Linked DNA regions of Mus musculus: region 2 is linked to region 1. The links are chromatin loops, found by intact Hi-C in ENCODE. Cell type or tissue: left cerebral cortex. All regions are shown on one strand. Links, peaks and the distances in the headings refer to the core of each region. The heading gives the core; the rest is flanking DNA. Region 1 overlaps Tacc2 (transforming, acidic coiled-coil containing protein 2). Region 2 overlaps Tacc2 (transforming, acidic coiled-coil containing protein 2).

Evidence for each region. Hi-C counts contacts between places; a loop is a spot of excess contacts. Peaks named below come from ENCODE experiments on the same cell type or tissue, not always from the same donor. Only the 100,000 strongest peaks of a DNase experiment are listed, where the experiment ranks them.
Region 2: it touches region 1 in a loop (2.2-fold over the local background); 6 of 42 quality-filtered maps call a loop at or near these places.

Annotation. Positions count from the first base shown.
Region 1 is chr7:130,690,081-130,695,445 of GRCm38, forward strand. The region is part of intron 5 of Tacc2 (transforming, acidic coiled-coil containing protein 2); the gene reads left to right. Among named protein-coding and RNA genes, the nearest start is that of Gm34283, 28 kb to the right of the region's middle. In left cerebral cortex, for the core only: CTCF peaks have their summits at 2,563, 2,811, 3,065 and 3,951; DNase peaks (open chromatin) are centred at 2,586, 3,217 and 3,881; H3K4me3 peaks cover 2,369 bases; H3K27ac peaks cover 1,752 bases.
Region 2 is chr7:130,752,708-130,758,072 of GRCm38, forward strand. It overlaps Tacc2 (transforming, acidic coiled-coil containing protein 2), which reads left to right. Exons shown (of 22, transcript NM_001004468.3): 18 at 911-954. Among named protein-coding and RNA genes, the nearest start is that of Btbd16, 19 kb to the right of the region's middle. In left cerebral cortex, for the core only: a CTCF peak has its summit at 2,295 (motif pointing left); DNase peaks (open chromatin) are centred at 2,293, 2,589 and 3,640; H3K27ac peaks cover 672 bases.

The sequences.
Region 1 (5,365 bases), core at 91-5,090:
CATTCACTTTTGGCAGAAACCTCCTACTTACCAAGGGTAAAGACATTTTGACAGACCTGTGACCCTGCCTGCCCTGTGCAAACCGACCCAAACAGGTTCGGGTTGTGACCCTGTCATCAGATCTAGAAGTCCGAGCACACCAGTCAGAGATAAGGTGTGGTGAAGGACAGAGTTAATGAATATGACTGTTGGAAAAAGCAGATAAAGGATTTGGTGACTCCAAGTCTGTCTTCAATGGGCTGTTGGGAACTCCGATATTTTATAAGGAGGAAAAAAGGGGGCAGGGAGTGGGCAGAAGAAGAGGGCTGGGTTTGCCTCACTGAGAGCTTGTGATCCTGGTCAGGCCAGGAGGCCTTTGTCTCAGTTCTGCCTGGGGCTCTGAATGTGTTACTGCCATTGTTGTCCCTTGAGGGGGACTGTCTGGGTCCCATGAGTTAATACATCTCCCTCTTTGAGGGGGACAGTCTGGGTCCCGCCAAGCAATTCGCCCCTGTTCCTTACAAAGTTGCACCATCATGGACTGTTTTCTCCTTGAGAGGGGGATATGTCCTGCAAGCCTCGCCCCAAGTGCTTAGAGGTCCTCTCTGTTGGTCCTTTGTCATGAAGATGTTTATCTGTCAGTCCAGGGCCTTTGTAGAAGATTCTCGAAGCAGAAAGTTAAAGAGGCAGAATAGAGCCAGTGAGGGGCAAAATGGGGTTAGTTCAGGCTGGAACTAGGACCCTCCTCCTTCTCATTTCTCCCATTTTTTCCTAGTTGTAACCTAACTGAACTCTGTATACTACGTGCCCAGGGAGAGAGCCCCTTTCCTTGGAAGATTACATATCAACATTGATGAAGATCTTTTCCTACACATGTAAGGTTCTTTTGGCTCCCTACCTGCAGACAGAACTAAAAGATCTGTTTTTGTTTTAAATAAAGAGCCCCTCCCCCTCCCTATGGTTGAATAAATAAGTTGCAGGGTTCTTGGCACCAGGTGACAGTAGTGCTGACCTTGAGTGACGATGGCCTTCGTGGAGGTGTGCTGCCCTGCTGAAGGTTACCTTCCCCACACGACTGGCGGCATCGTTTGCTGTTTTTATTTAAACACAGAAAGCTCAGTGCTTCCTGGAGATTTCGTGTCACTCAATCTGGAGGAGCAATTTTGATGGTGTAGTATTTTTGACACAGAGAAGAAATGTGAGCCCAGGAAAGTCAGCTGGCCCTCGGGCTCTGCAGCTTATAGGCAAGTAGCAATTCTAGATGTGCAGCCTGTGCGGACGTCCTTAGCCACACTTTTAGAAGGCAGTCAGTACGTACGTCGGGAGGAATCTTAAAGTGTGTTGCGTAGCTTTATTTTATTTTATGGTATGCACCGGTCGGTTTTACTTCATATTATTATTTTTGGGGGGCCATAATGTACATGCTTCTTATGAGCTAACTGTCATTCCAGTTGAGGAATTGTAAAAACATAGAAGAGTCTTTCCACTTTCCTGTAAGCAGTGGTGTTTGAATCCAGCTGTAAATGTTCGGGGCTCAGAAAGCCATTGCATTGAATGTGTAAGGTGGTGGTCGGGTGTTAGGGTGACAGGCACTTACAGGGAGATAGAATGCTTTTCAAGTAGCCTCCAGTGAGAAGGCCCAGAGCTCCACTGCTGAGACTTTCCGAGCTGCTCCCCAGCAGGGAAATGGGGTCTGGCACTGGGTGTCCCCAGCATCTATGCCAGCCTGCCTATGTTTAGGATCGGGGATTATTCCCCTGTACATCCTTGGTATATGAGGGAGGACCCTGACGCTGGAGCACAGCTTGCATAGCATAGGGCTTGACTTTAGAGAAAATTCTTCTGGTGGCCAAAGACCAGAATCCAGCCCCAGTCCCTGAAGGTGGCCCTGTGCTGCTCTCTCTCCAGCTGGCCCCAACCTCTGCAGAGTTGTTAAGCTATGAAGGTATCCTTGGAAGCCTGGCCTTGGTGGGCTGCAAGCCTAGGAACTGTGCCAGATCGATGCTTCTGGGACAGACTTTAGTCCTTCCCCAGCCTTCCTGTCTGGAGAAAGTTCAGGTGTGTGGTCCTCAGTTTCCACTGCAGCCTGTTTTTCTGGTTCTGTAGCCTTCCTACAGTCTGGGGGAGTGAGAGAGCAGGGGCCTGTTTCCAACTTTGTCAATTGATAGACCACCTTGCCCTGCTCTCTGGGGCGGTGTGTGTGTGTGTGTGTGTGTGTGTGTGTGTGTGTGTGTGTGTGTATGTGTGTGTGTGTGTGTGTGTGTGTGTGTGAGAGAGAGAGAGAGAGAGAGAGAGAGAGAGAGAGGTACTGCTGAGTAGTATATATTTACTTCTCAAAAGACTCACTGTACTAGCTAGCAGTCTGGGCTAAGCTGGGAAGCTGGGCTTAGTGTGTGAGTAGAGGGGAGGGTCTTCGCTCCCCCTCCCAGCAGTTTCCGGAGGATGTTGGAGCTTTGTGAAGATGCAGGCGTCAGGCCGCTTGGTGGTGGTGACATCATCAAGTCCCAACACAGAGGCTGAACCGGGGGCTTTAAGAGAAGATCCTTTCCGACCTCGCCAGTGCTTGGGCTCACACTGCCTCCTTTCGGGCAGCTCCACGCGTATCGGCCACGCTCACGCACACACCTAGGCGCGCACCCGCCAGCTGCACTTGCACGCGCACACTGCCTTGGTGCTCGCCCCCCGGGCCGGCTCCGGCCTCGAGCCGCTGCTCCCAGTCGCCGCCACCACGGATGCCAGCAGCTGCTCCCATCTGCAGTGCAGCAGCCCCGGCCGCCGGCCGGCCCGCCCCGGGCTGGAGGAACCGCACCAGGACGCTGGCCCTGCTCGTGGCTAGTCTGCACGCCAGGGCTCAGCGAGGATGGGAGGGTCGCAGTCCCTGCAGCCAGCCCCAGCCAGTGACCTGAACCTGGAGGTTTCTGAGGCCATGTAAGTGCAGTGCTCTGCCTCCTGTAGTCCCCGTGGGGAGGAGAGGCTGCCCGGCTTTGTTAGTGCTTCTCTCCCCCATGTGGTGCAGCGTGAAGCCTAGGCTGGCCCGGGAAGCCTTGCAAAGATTTACCTGGTGGCTGCTGCTTGGTAGTGTTTTGTGTTTTAGCTGGACCGAGTTTCTTGCAGCCCTGGGATACCTCTGGAGCAGAAATAGCCCTCTGGAATTCGGTTTTGGTTATTCAGCAGCAGGGTGCATGGTGGGGGCTTCTGCGCTATCAGCATCTTTTTCCTCTGTACCCCCGCCCCCACTGGTATTTCCTGCTAGGGAACTGGAGGCATCAAGGAGAGAGGGCCTCCTCCTAGGAGGAGTATTGTACATGCTGGAAACAGTGCTGGGTTAGCTCCCTGCATGGCAGGACAGATGGATGGCATGGAGCTCAGAGTGCGTGTGCAGCCGGGCTAGTCCAGGCATCACCAGGCTACTCTCTTCTGCTGACACCGAGGACGAGGCCGCCTGCTATTATTAGTAAAGACAGCCAAACAGCCTTGTCATTGGTTGAGGCAGAGTCTGACTATGCATCGATCCAGGAATCCGATCTTTTCTCCAAACCACAGTGCTAATGTGCTCAGAAGTGGCTTTTTATTCCCGAGGAGTGTTTGTTACAGTTGCTCTTTCTGTTATGGTAGTCTCCATTACAAACCCAGTCTTGTTGGGGGCGCGGGAGGGATGGGGCTTATAGACTAGGTCTGTCTGCCAGGTCACAACTCAGCAAGAAAGGCTGCTGTCGAAAGTGGGTTCTGCCAGTTCCCTCGGATGTCTTCTCCCCTTTTCCAAAGAGGAGAATATTTCTGGAGACTTGCGGGGTGGGGGGGTGGCAGAGCAGTGTGCGTTCTTGAGTATTTGATACGTAACTTTAAAGCTCGCAGGCCCTGGTCTGTGTATTGGAGTAGGGTTTGGGCCCCATGAGAGGTGTGGGAGTGTGGGGCTTTCACCCTTCGCTGGGCTTAAGTGACACGCTGGACTCATGTGGTGATGTAATGCCGGGCTGAGCCGCATGGTTTTCCAGGCTCTGCCTTTTGAACAGCCAGTCATTCTGAGGAGCAGGTGTGCATCCGACCTGTGTCTTCATCCCCGTAACCTGAGAGCGCAGTATCTTACAATGGAGGTGTATTGTGTTTGGGAGTTTTTATGGTATGAACCTAGGGCCAGGCTGTCCTATCCACTCAGGTGCAGTATTGTTCGATGTGTGGAATATCCTACTGCCTTATAGGACTCGAGGAAAGAAAATTTCAGACTCTTTTGTTTGTTTGTTTTCTCAAAGTCTCTGAACTGGAAATCAGTGACATCTGACACCAAAGCACCGGAGGGACCAGAAAAGATAATGTGACCCTAGGTGGGAAAACTTGCACATTAGCCATTGGAAATTAAGTTCCCAGGTCCCGAAGGTCCCCGTCTTCTATCCTGGTTGAGTTACTGCCTTGTGTTCTTGGGAGCTGAGGGCTGAGTCTGGAGAGACTCTGGTAGGAACATGTTCTTTTAGATAATAGTCCTTAAGGGTTTGTCCCAGGGGGATAGTGGCAACAGAAGATAGAGGCCCCGTGGCCACCTTGAGAGGGCAGCTGCCCATCCAACCTTTTCATTGTTCCACTTGATCCAGTTTTACCACTTGAGGCTTCTGAAATGTCTGAGAGTACAATTTAAGATGATACATGAGGCGCCTTCACAAAAATCCTATCCTCCGTTCCCCAAAGTTTAGAAAAGTGGAAAGGGGAATTGTTGAGGGCTGTTGTTTCTAATGGCTTGCCTTTGCACCCCCTTCTCTAAGTGTTTCCCCTACAGATGTGTTCTGCCCAACCTTGAAGTTAAAAAAAAAAAAAAAAGAAAGAAAGGAAAGTAAAGAAAAGAAAACTACATTAAGAAAGCTGCTCTTCCACGTGCCAGCAGGTGTGGTGTTTTCATAGTAGTGTATATGAGTATTCGTGCCCACGAGTGATACAGACACATAGCAGGCGTGGCGGCAGAGAAGTGCTTCCGCTGTAAGCCGATGTCATGGGTTCGAGGTTGAAGGCCAGGGGCGCCCACCTGCTGCCAGCTGCAGCCCACGGCAGCAGGAATCTAGAGGGAACATTTCTTGGGTGAAAGCTGGATTTGTAGAGGCCCATATATAAAGGTGAAACTGAGGAAACCGAGCGAGCGAAGGACTTTTGTTTGTGAAGCACTCTGCTTTGTTTGTTTGAAGGTTCTATCTTAGATTTCAAGTCTGGCTGCCTGTAAGTGGTTTGTGTAGTCCCAGTGAGCAGATTGGTCCCTCTCAGAGAGCAGTGAGGTGAGGAAGGAGGAAGACTGGGAAAGCTAAAGCCACATGGGATTGTGGGATGAGGGGACTGAGGGAGAGGGTGAAGATCTGAGGCAGCCAGCCCCTCAAAACCCTGAGGTGACACATTAACTATAGCATCA
Region 2 (5,365 bases), core at 298-5,297, 63 kb after region 1:
CACCCACTCCCCAAGATTAATTTTATTATTTATACATATACACATACATATATATACATATATATATATATATATAGAGAGAGAGAGAGAGAGAGTTTAAAAATACAAGGGAGGGAACTGGAGAGGTAGCCCAACACTTAAGAGCACTGGCTGCTCTTCCAAAGGACCTGGGTTCAATTCCCAGCACCTATATGGCAGCTCACAACTGTCTGAAACTCCAATTCCAGGGGATCCAAAACCCTCATGCAAATATACATTCAGGTGAAACACCAATGCACATAAAATAAAAGTAATAAATAAATCATTAAAAATGCAAGGGGACAAGAAGCAGCCTAAGACCTTGCGGAATGTCTCCTCCATTAGAGGAGACTAGCTCCTGTTTCCGGAGGCTTTGGAAGAAGATACGGAAAGGATGTTAGGGAGCTACAAGAGCAATGAGAAAGGCTTCCTGGGGAGGGAAAGGTTTGAATTAGACTCGAGAAACAGATTCTGGGTGGCAGAAATGAGAGAAGGAAGTAAGCAAACACCCTAGGCTACACTTGGAACGAGAGAGCTGAGATCGGGGGAAATTGTCTATGCACATTGAGCGCCATGTCCGTGAGCCAGCTGGAAAGTGCTGAGCCCGTGAGAGCAGTGAGATGTGAGACTCTGGGGGGCGCTCTGGCCCGTTGGTTCACATAGTGGACAGCGTGGTGGACTGAGAGCTTTATGCCGGGAGAAGGAACTTAGTGATGGAGCTCAGGGATGAGTGCAGAGGGTGTGAGCCCAGCTCTGACCGGATTTGTGCTGCTGTTCCCTGGTTACACTGTAACACCCCCCCACGCCCCACACCCCCCACCCCCCACCCCCGTGGGCAGAGATTTAACACCGTCCTGTTCTATAGCTGAGTGTTTCCTTGCCTTTCTTCCAGGAAAATTGTGGCCGAATATGAGAAGACCATTGCACAGATGATCGGTGGGTGTCACGACTAGAGTGCTCAGGGGAGGGGGTAGGGGAATGGGGGTGGGTTTCAGCCACAAGGCTCAGAGCCAGTTCCTCTAAGAGTAGTGAGTTCCTCGGCAGGGACCATCTCAGCCGCACTTGTGGCTGTACCCTGAGGATAGCCAGGAGAATGTACGTCACAACTTCACAATTCCCCAGCATCTCCACAGACCTCATTTACCCAACCAGGTGATCCACCATGTTGGGAAGGAGTCTGAGTCTGGCCAGTAAGTTGGATTTTGCTTGCAGGAAGCATAGAATTAAAACCCCCAACCCCAACTTAGTTTAGAGTCCATGATTAAATATACAGCCTTAACACATAGATTTAGGGCCAGGATGGAACCCATGGCAACTCCCTACCCAGTACCCTTCCTCTTGCGGCTGGCAGAGCATGGTAGCCAATCCCAGCTCTCCCTGAGATGTGACACCTCCGTCAGAACACTGCATCCCTGAGTGCCAGAGCTGAAAGATTGCTTAGGCCTGCAATGAAAGACGGCCCTATACTAGCAAATGACACACAATGACCTGTGTGCCTTCCTTCATCTTTCCTTCCTTCCTCCTTTCCTCCGCCCCCCTCCTCTCCTCTATTCCTCCCTTCCTCGTGTTACTATCTATCTCTCCATCTCCCCCTCCCCATCCTCCTCCTCTATAATGAGAAACATTCTTGGAGATAGTCCAAGACCAGGCTTGTATAGTCTTGGGGAGTTGGTCTTCATGTTGATTTATGTCTAGCTATCTGTTTATTTGCTTAGGTTCATGATAATCAGTTTTAAAAATGATTTTTTTTCCCTACCTAAGGATTTGTGGGGTAAACATACAAGTTTGTGCTGAGCCTAGATCTGCACAAGCTTACAGAGCCTAGATCTGTACAAGCTTACAGAGCCCTGTAGCAAATGTTTGGCCTTTTGAGTCCTACCCGTCTATAGCTGACCCCAAGATGAACGGCTCAGTGGCCTTTGCAGTAGCAGGAGGGCCAATGGTTGAATGGCTGGCCCTCTCGGGAGCATTAATTGTGGCCTACGTTCAGCCACATTGATCCCATGGAAGGTGCATCCCATCAGAGCCAAATGCACAAGCTTATGGATGAGATAGAAACTTCAACATGCTGCGCATTCTAAGAGCTGGCAAAGGAACTGGAGAGGAAACAGGCTTCTCTCAGTGTGGACAGGGTTGCCTCCTGTGTCTTGGGATATGACACTGGCAGATGCTAGTGTGGTGTTGAGGGAGAAAGGCCTGAGGGAAGGCTGCCACAGCCAGCTTGTAGCAAGCACACAGCTAGGGATGTTCAGAGAAGCAGGAGTTCCCCCTGGTGGACTCTAAGCATGAGAGCCTGTCCAGCTGACCTATCTGGGAATCTGCCATTATGGTGAGACAGAAGCTACTAGGTGCTGATTCCTGCTTCTGAGAGAAATTGCAGCTGACCGCAGTTGGAACATTTTAATCTTGGACAGTTAAGAAGGGTGGGTATCAGAGGCTTGGTGCATTTCTTTCTTGGACTCTGAACAGTTTTCTGTGTACAAGAGAACCCCCAGGATGGCTCAGGGAGACTGCTACAGCATCCCTAGCTGAGTGCATCATCTCTTGGATAACATCCCTACTGTGTGCATAGTCACGAGCCTTACTCACCAGCCTCTCCCTCATCCGCTTTTCCAAAGCTTTTCTAACCCAGAAAAATTGTATGTCAGTTGCTGTGGAGGATCGCTGGGTGAGGCCACTAGACATTTCATGTTCCGTGTTGACAACCTGTGACATGACCGCCCAGGGAAGGTGGGTGGACCCGCCTGCCTCGTAGGAAAGTAGGTCCCTTCACATGTAGAAACAAGCCCATGGGCCTCATCTGGATTCCATGTTTTCATCCCAGTTTCATTCCACCTGTCCAGCAAGGCGAACCTGGGCCTGAGAGCCTGGCAGCTTAGGACCAGAGTGCATGTGTTTTGAGGGAGAGCCTGGTTCCTCTGACCCAGGCGCCACACCTGCTCATCCCTTCTCAGCAGCTCCTCAGGAGAAAGCGTGCCTTATCTAAGCTCAGTAGTGGGCTCCATGGAATGCAGGACAGGAAGGAACCTCTGCGCTTTCTGCATTCCAGATTGTGGCGATTTTTTGTTTGTTTGTTTGTTTGTTTGTTTCTGCTTTTCTAACAACTGCCCTGATTCTCTGTTTTGCTTCCATTTTCTGTTGCTCTTTGCCCTTTGCTTGCAAAACAAACAGGCAAGCCTGGTAAGTAACTGCTCCCTACCCCCACCCCACCCCCACCGTCTGACACCCACCCATCGCAGCCCACCCCTCGCAGCCCCTTGCTTGTGTTTTGTTTTCCTGGCTTGGTTATTTTTGCTTTCGTATTTGCTGCTTTCCCCATTGGATTTAATAGTGGTTTGCCTGCAAACGCCAGAAAGCCCCCATCAGGGTTTCGAGTCCCCGTTGTCCTGTCTGGGGGCTGAGGCTGATTTCCTGACTTTAAGAGCCTAGCTTTGTTGGTCACGAGTAAGAAGATTTGTGCAGACTTGCCATTGCCTGGCTCTCCTGGGAACCGGGCAATTCTATTTTTAAAAGTGACAAGAGGAAAGCTTGGGCTAGGCGACATCTTAGATTCAGGAAATCAGATGGAACTCTGTTTGATAAATAGCTCCTTCAGCCTGTCTGGTGAAATGTATACGTGACCACAGATCAGCCCAGAATGTACATTGTACGGCATGCTGGGAGCAAAGGAAATGGCTAAAGTTCGGTCAATAACATCTAGTGGAATTTGCCAGTGCCCTCTCCTCTAGGAGTGTGGATAGAGCAAGTCTATTGCTTGTATTAAAAAGCTCTCTATTTAAAAGGCAGCACTTCATGAGTCACTGTGACGCTGTCCCACTGGGTCAGGGGCGATGTTAAGAGCTTCTGTGGGCAGTGATGCTGTTGATAACAGGTCAGATTCCAGGCCGTCCCAGGGCACCAAGAGCTTTGTATTCATTCTCTTTTTTTTTAACCTCTCCAAATGTTATGGCCCAGAAGCACTGCTATCCCCTGGTTCTGGTTCTGGTTCTGGTTCTGGTGAGGAGGCACAGTGAGTTTAAGAACACTGCAGAGTTGGGATTCCAAGCTGGCGTGTCAGACTCCAGAGCCACTGCCCTTGGTGGCTTCTGGACGCTGCTGAGAACCCTGGGATCATAGAGGCAGGGTGGAGGGACAATAGGCATCTCCTAGGGCAGTGGTTTTCCAGGCAGGGCCCTGGGTCAGCTCTATCTGAATCCAGGGAGCTTGTTACTTGTGTAGATTCCCCACCCCGATCTGCTGAGTCAAAAGAGAGGAGGGAGCCATGTCTGTTTGTGTAGCCCTCCAGCTAGCTCTAATGCACACTCTCAGCTGACAAGGCCCTGGGTCCACAAAATTTCAAGGCTTGGAGTAAAATTCAGGCTGTGACACCCCCCCTCCCCCTCACTGTGACACACAGTAATAATGTGCTGAACTTAAGACACAGCAAGAGGGTGCTCTATCAGAAAACAGAAGGAAAAATAACCCAAATCAAAATCTCTGGCTGTTCCCAGTGGGGACTGTCCATCTCAGGGGGCTTGGGAAGAATTTGGTCATGGCCGGGCTTTGTCTTTGGGGCTGAGCCTGGGCTGTGCTGTTCCCTCAGTGAACAAATGAGGTGCCTTGTTCAAACCCTCTTTCACCTTCTGTAAGATGGGGACAGGAACACTTTGTACAGGTCACTTCAGGGCCACCTTTGTTCATGCAGCACGTGGATCCCGTGGCAGGGCCACTTGTGTGGCGGGGGTTTGTGTGCCCAGAGCAGAGCGGTGAACCAGACTGACCCGCAGCCAGCCCCTGAGGAGAGCGGCCTGGTCCTTTGTCATTGTCTTCTCCAAATACCTGACAGACTCATCCGAAGGAAGAGTTGTTGTTTGCCTAACAGTTCCAGAACAATCCGTCCACCACGGTGGTGAGGGCATGCATTTCATAGTTTGACAGGCAGGAAGCAGAGAAAAGAAATACAGGAAGCAGCTAGGGCAATATCAGCCCTGAAGGACTTGGCCCCAGTGACCTACTTCTTCCAGCCAACTCCCACCTCCTCCTCTCTGTCACCTCTTAGTAACACCATCATAATAAGAACTAGTTTACAAGGTCACGGTCCTCATGACCTAACTGTCCTGAAGATGCCCTCACAGGCACACCCAGTATACGCTGTCCTAATCTACACATTTCTTAGTCTGATCAACCTGACAAAATTACCATCATAGGAGCAGTATGGCAGCAGGAGGCCTGAGTCCCAGGCCTGAGGTGGGGAGAGTTGGAGTATAGCAGAACCAGAACCCACAAGTGGCCCAACTACATGTTCTCGCACGCACGCACGCACGTACGCACGCGACAAATGGAGAGGAAGTGATGGGGGATCAGAGAC